Regions from separate parts of the Homo sapiens genome. Here region 1 is linked to region 2. A link is an interaction called in ENCODE POLR2A ChIA-PET data of the cell type or tissue named here. Cell type or tissue: K562. All regions are shown on one strand. Each heading gives the region's core, and the rest is flanking DNA. Links, peaks and the distances in the headings are about the cores only.

Region 1 (2,905 bases), core at 249-2,748, 330 kb before region 2:
CTCCTGAATAGCTGGGATTACAGGCATGCACCACCACACCCGGCTAATTTTTTGTATTTTTAGTAGAGACAGGGTTTCACCATGTTAGTCAGGGTGGTCTCGAACTACTGACCTCAGGTGATCTGCCTGCCTCGGCCTTCCCAAGTGCTGGGATTACAGGCGTGAGCCACTGTGCCCGGCCAACTAGTTTTCTTTTTTTTTCCTTTTTTTTTTTTTTGAGATGGATCTTTGCTCTTGTTCCCCAGGCTGGAGGTGCTATGGCATGATCTCAGCTCACTGCCACCTCCGCCTCCCAGGTTCAAGCGATTCTCCTGCCTCAGCCTCCCAAGTAGCTGGGATTACAAGCGCACACCACCACACCTGGCTAATTTTTGTATTTTTAGTAGAGACGGAGTTTCACCATGTTGACCAGGCTGGTCTCGAACTCCTGACCTCAGATGATCCACCTGCCTCAGCCTCCTAAAGTGTTGGGATTACAGGCGTGAGCCACCATGCCCGGCCTTTTTTTTTTTTTTTTTTTTTTCAACTACAGCTATTTTCCCACATTTTTTAGTTGTTATGTAGACTGGTTTTAAAATACTATCAACCAAAAAAAAAAAAAAATCCGAAGAACAACACCCACCATAGCAAAAGAGGAAAACAATCTTAAACAAAAAGCACAACAAAGATGACTATTTGTGATTGGTGTATTTTTGCCAGCCCTCCTAGAGAAGGGTGTCCATCTCCCTTCCCCATCACAGAACCTGTTCACCAAGTCAGTTAGGTTAGGGGATCCAAAAGGTCAGAGAAACACAGGAATGTACCTGAGGAACACAGCAATCATAGTATGCCCTTCTTTTTTAATCACCTGAAATCTGATAAAAACTAGCAATGAGAAGCTTTGAAGGAGAAAAGCAGTCATAAAAGAACAAGTAATCCTGGGGATAAGGAGTGGCAGACGAGGAAAGGAGTTAGGGGTGGATTGTGTGTCTTTCTAGACCTGGGTCATGTTTTAGCACCAGCCTACACTCCTAGCAGGCAATCACTGTAACTAATATTACAGAGCACCTACTCTGTATCTGGCCACATACTAAGCACATTCACCTTCATTACCTTGCTTTATTTTATTTATTTATTTATTTATTTATTTATTGAGACGGAGTCTCACTCTGTCACCCAGGCTGGAGTGCCGTGCCGCGATCTCGGCTCGGCTCACTGCAAGCTCCACCTCCCGGGTTCACGCCATTCTCCTGCCTCAGCCTCCTGAGTAGCTGGGACTACAGGCGCCCGCCACCACGCCCGGCTAATTTTTTTGTATTTTTACTAGAGACGGGGTTTCACCGTGTTAGCCAGGATGGTCTCAATCGCCTGACCTCGTGATCCGCCCGCCTCAGCCTCCCAAAGTGCTGGGATTACAGGCGTGAGCCACTGCGCACTGCCATTACCTTACTTTAAAAAGAAAATGATTAAGACCAGACTGGGTTGGGAGGAAAGTGAGAACTAGAAAAAGAGCCCCTAAGTAAGAACAGGAAAAGAAATTAAGAGAGAAATATGGGATGTCAGAAGGAATACAGTGGAGTCACAAGCTCTCTGGGAGGGGCTCGCAGGCTAAATTTCAGGATCATTGGCCCAGCCCCCAACATCATTCTGGACCTGCCAGACTAACAAACCAGTCCAAAGTGACTCCTAGATAACAATGCAGCCCAGACCAGCAGATAACGATGCACTGGCCTAAGCCTTCTGAGAATCCGGGACCTTCAGAGAGGCCTCAGAGATCATCTCATCTATAGCCCCTTCATCTTAACAATGAAGCCCAGGCTCAAAGAGAAGTGACTTGCCCAAGGTCACAGAGGCACAGCCAGGTCTAGACACAGGTCTCCTGGCTCCTGTTCTATAGTATTTCCCCTGCATGAAGCTGTTTCACAGCCCTCTGTCCTGGGCCACCCTCACCTGGGATGGGCCTGGGAGCCCAGCCATTTCTACAAGGTCAGGGAAGAAGGCCAAAGGTTAGTTGAGGGAAAGAGGAAAAGGGTTACTCAAGAAGGGAGGCTCAAAGAGGAATTCAAGTTTTAGAAAATGAAAGAAAGTGCAAAGAAGCAAAAAGACAACTCTACAAAAAATAACATAATAAGGGAGGTAGAGGTCAGAACCAACTGCCAAAAGATGGTGTAACCTGAACAGAAGCGTTTTCATCCTCCCATCATGCCCAGGTGGAGAGACTTGGAGAAACACCTATGATCTGCAAGGAACGTATCTACCTGTTCCAACAGACTTCAACATGAAAGGGTGCACACCGTGGGGAAACTCCCAACCACCAACAGATCCAGAAACAACCTCCAAAACCCAGCCCAGAGTCCCAAGGACAGCCACAGGCTGAGGTCCAATAAACATTCGAAGCCCCCCCAACCAATCTGACATCCCACTGGATCACTACCATAGCAACACAGTGGCAAAAGGTGCCCCTCAAGAGACCATCCCAGGTGTCCATCTGGCAGCTACCCCCTACCCCAGTTGCCAAAGCAACTCCTACCCTCCTATAGCACCTCAGGTAAGGGAGCTTGAAGGTACCTACCCTAGTCAAAATAAGCCCATGCACAAAGGGAGATCTTTGAGCTCAAAGCAGTAACTAAGGCCTCCCTATATAGATCACAGCTCCAGGGGCAGCGGACGCTCCGGAAATTGGAGGGTGGAGGGTGGAGGTCGCAACTTGCCTGGAGTGCCTGTAAGGTTGCTCAATTCTCCATTTCCATCCTCCCAGAACCCCTTTCTTCCCAACTCCCCCTTCTGTGTTCCTGTTTTCCTCCTCACTAGTTTTGGGATAACCCACACTACTGGGCCCCAGTGCCCTCTCCAAGAAATAACTATGTCTGGGATAGGGAAAACAGGGTCAGAGGTGACCTGCAGTAGGGGAATGAAAACCGTCACA
Region 2 (2,905 bases), core at 210-2,709:
CAGGGATTGAAGGAGGGATATTATTTTCTTTTTTATTTTTGAGATGGGGTCTCACTCTGTCGCCAAGGTTGGAGTGCAGTGTGCGATCTTGGCTCACTGCAACCTCCGCCTCCCGGGCTCAAGCGATTCTCCTGCCTCAGCCTCCTGAGTAGCTGGGATTACAGGCACCCACCACCATGCCTGGCTAATTTTTGTTTTTTTAGTAGAGACAGGGTTTCACCATGTTGGCCAAGCTGGTTTCGAACTGACCTCAAATGATCTGCCCGCCTCAGCCTCCCAGAGTGCTGCGATTACAGGCATGAGCCATTGCACCCGATTGGGATATTCTCTTCTACCACTGTCTAGGTCCTGCTCTGTTTTTTTGTGCAGACATTCCCATATGTTGGATAGGAATCTGGGTGGGAGTGGTGAGGAAGCTGAGCTTCAGAGACTTCTTGTGGGCCTCCATTCCTCAAACTAAATCTTTTGGGTATCAGAAATTTGGGGAGAAGGTTGTATGCGCTGACCACAAGTCCACTGAGCCTTTGTTAAATCTCAGCTCTGATGATTGAAAAAATAATTATGATTGAGGGAGTGATCGAGTTCTTCTCTTAGTATTACCTTCATGTTTGTCTCGCTTTCCTTGGGTTTCCTTGCTTAGGATGTTAGGGTGGGCTCTTGTGAACTGTTGTCATCCCAGAGTAGGTGGCATTTGGACCTGGGGCCAGGTAATTTGGGGAGGCTTCTATGAGGGCAGTCTCCCCCCCCGCCACCCCACCTCTCTCAAACCCACCCCCTCCCCTGCCACTTCCTGTCTGTCCTATGTTGGCAGCTGGGTGCCCTGGGCTGGCTTCTGCGGTCAGGAGCCATTTTCCCTCTCCTCAGTGGGTGAGGCACTCCCTTCTTCTCTCCACTCCTTTCTCTACCCACCCCCCTTTGGGCGGGGGTGGCTTGGGAAGAGGGAGAGAGGAGGGAGGAGGGAGTCGGAGCCAGTGTGAATGTCTGTTACAAAGGAAGCTGCCTCCTGGTCTTCTCTGTGTCCCTTCCCACCTATCCTTGCCCAGGAGCTTTCAGTCTTACCCAGGCTTTGTGTGTGCCTCCAGCCAGGGGAGGAGGTGGAGCCAGATGGGAGGAGGCTTGCTGGGGGGCGGGTGTAGGGGAGATGGTGACAGCTGGGCTGATTCGGGCCCCTAGGGAGAAGAGGCTGCTGACCCAGGAGAAGCTGAGGAGGAACATTAGGGTTGGAGATGGGGAAAGGAAATTGTATTTTAGAAGTGGGCATGAGATTGAGCTGGCACCTGAACCTAGGACTTGGAGGTTCTGGTTAATTTGAGCAGTGATGACTTCAAAGTGGTTAGAGAAGGGTGTGGTTTCCGAGACCCCTGAACTGATCCTGTTCTGGGAAGGTATATTCTATAGTTTTTGCCTTCTGAGTAGGATCTTTCATTCTCATTCCCTGGTTTATAGAATAACTTGGTGGCCAGTTACAGGAGGCCTAAATCTAGTTCTCTTACTTGGTGAACTCTGAGCAGCTCAGTTCAGCTGTACTGGTGAACATCTAGAGGACTGGTAGGAACGGGAGAGAGGAGGCAGGGGTCTGGACAGCTGCCCGAGGTGGGCCTGGTCTGGCCTGGCAGGCCTATTTCGGGTATATACAGCTCTCTCTTTGTCTGTTTTTGTCCTGGGTATCAGCTTCCTCCTGTACAGAGTATAGCAGTTCTCTTCAGAGGAATCTGGGACAAGAGGTGGGGAATAAAGTCTAAAGCCTCTGGATTAGGGCCTAACCTTTTGCTATTGATCTTTTCCCTGCCTACCACTCTTTGCCAAATATATGTAGAAAATGAAGAGGACCCAGAAGAGGATTTGTCAGAAACAGAGACTCCAAAGCTCAAGAAGAAGAAAAAGCCTAAGAAACCTCGGGACCCTAAAATCCCTAAGAGCAAGCGCCAAAAAAAGGAGGTGAGTGGGTGACTGAATGTTACGGGGAATCAGAGGAAGAAGGGAGGAGCTCTGAGAAGGGTTGAAGGGCTGAGGGCATTTGTTTCTTTCTCAGAAGTGGTGGGCCATGTTCTGGGGATGAGCCTCAGGGCTGTCCTGAGGTCAGCATGTGTGTAGCATGTGTGTGTCTGTCTCCCTCTTCCCCCCTTGCCCTGCTCCAGCGTATGCTCTTATGCCGGCAGCTGGGGGACAGCTCTGGGGAGGGGCCAGAGTTTGTGGAGGAGGAGGAAGAGGTGGCTCTGCGCTCAGACAGTGAGGGCAGCGACTATACTCCTGGCAAGAAGAAGAAGAAGAAGCTTGGACCTAAGAAAGAGAAGAAGAGCAAATCCAAGCGGAAGGAGGAGGAGGAGGAGGAGGATGATGATGATGATTCAAAGGTGCCTGGACCTCCATCCTCTTCTTTGTACTGTTAAACTTTTGTCTTTTTGTTTCCTAGACACCTTACTGCCCTTTAGAACACTTTCTCTTCTTTTCCTCTTAACTCTGTTACTCTGATTTTTCCACACAAATTTGCTTAGCAAGTGTGGGCACTAGGTGGCAGGTACTTACTTGACTTTGCTCTTTCTGCAGGAGCCTAAATCATCTGCTCAGCTCCTGGAAGACTGGGGCATGGAAGACATTGACCACGTGTTCTCAGAGGAGGATTATCGAACCCTCACCAACTACAAGGCCTTCAGCCAGTTTGTCAGGTAAAACAGAAGGGGTTTGGGGAAGGGGGAGGAGAATCTTTCTGTTCTCTCTTCTTACTTCTCTTTCTTTTTTTATTCTTAAACCTTTCCCTCTGCTCTTGTGCATTTCTCCACCAGACCCCTCATTGCTGCCAAAAATCCCAAGATTGCTGTCTCCAAGATGATGATGGTTTTGGGTGCAAAATGGCGGGAGTTCAGTACCAATAACCCCTTCAAAGGCAGTTCTGGGGCATCAGTGG

Evidence for each region. Peaks named below come from ENCODE experiments on the same cell type or tissue, not always from the same donor. Only the 100,000 strongest peaks of a DNase experiment are listed, where the experiment ranks them.
Region 1: POLR2A ChIA-PET joins it to region 2 with 7 read pairs; 11 of 35 experiments call an interaction of 5 or more read pairs at or near these places.

Annotation. Positions count from the first base shown.
Region 1 is chr12:6,929,028-6,931,932 of GRCh38, reverse strand. The region is part of intron 1 of ATN1 (atrophin 1); the gene reads right to left. Among named protein-coding and RNA genes, the nearest start is that of ATN1, 2.5 kb to the right of the region's middle. In K562, for the core only: no CTCF peak of the experiment used is centred there; a DNase peak (open chromatin) is centred at 1,682; H3K4me3 peaks cover 1,090 bases.
Region 2 is chr12:6,601,409-6,604,313 of GRCh38, reverse strand. CHD4 (chromodomain helicase DNA binding protein 4) reads left to right here. Exons shown (of 40, transcript NM_001273.5): 3 at 1,817-1,938; 4 at 2,139-2,354; 5 at 2,548-2,666; 6 at 2,784-2,905. Among named protein-coding and RNA genes, the nearest start is that of CHD4, 4.5 kb to the left of the region's middle. In K562, for the core only: no CTCF peak of the experiment used is centred there; no DNase peak of the experiment used is centred there.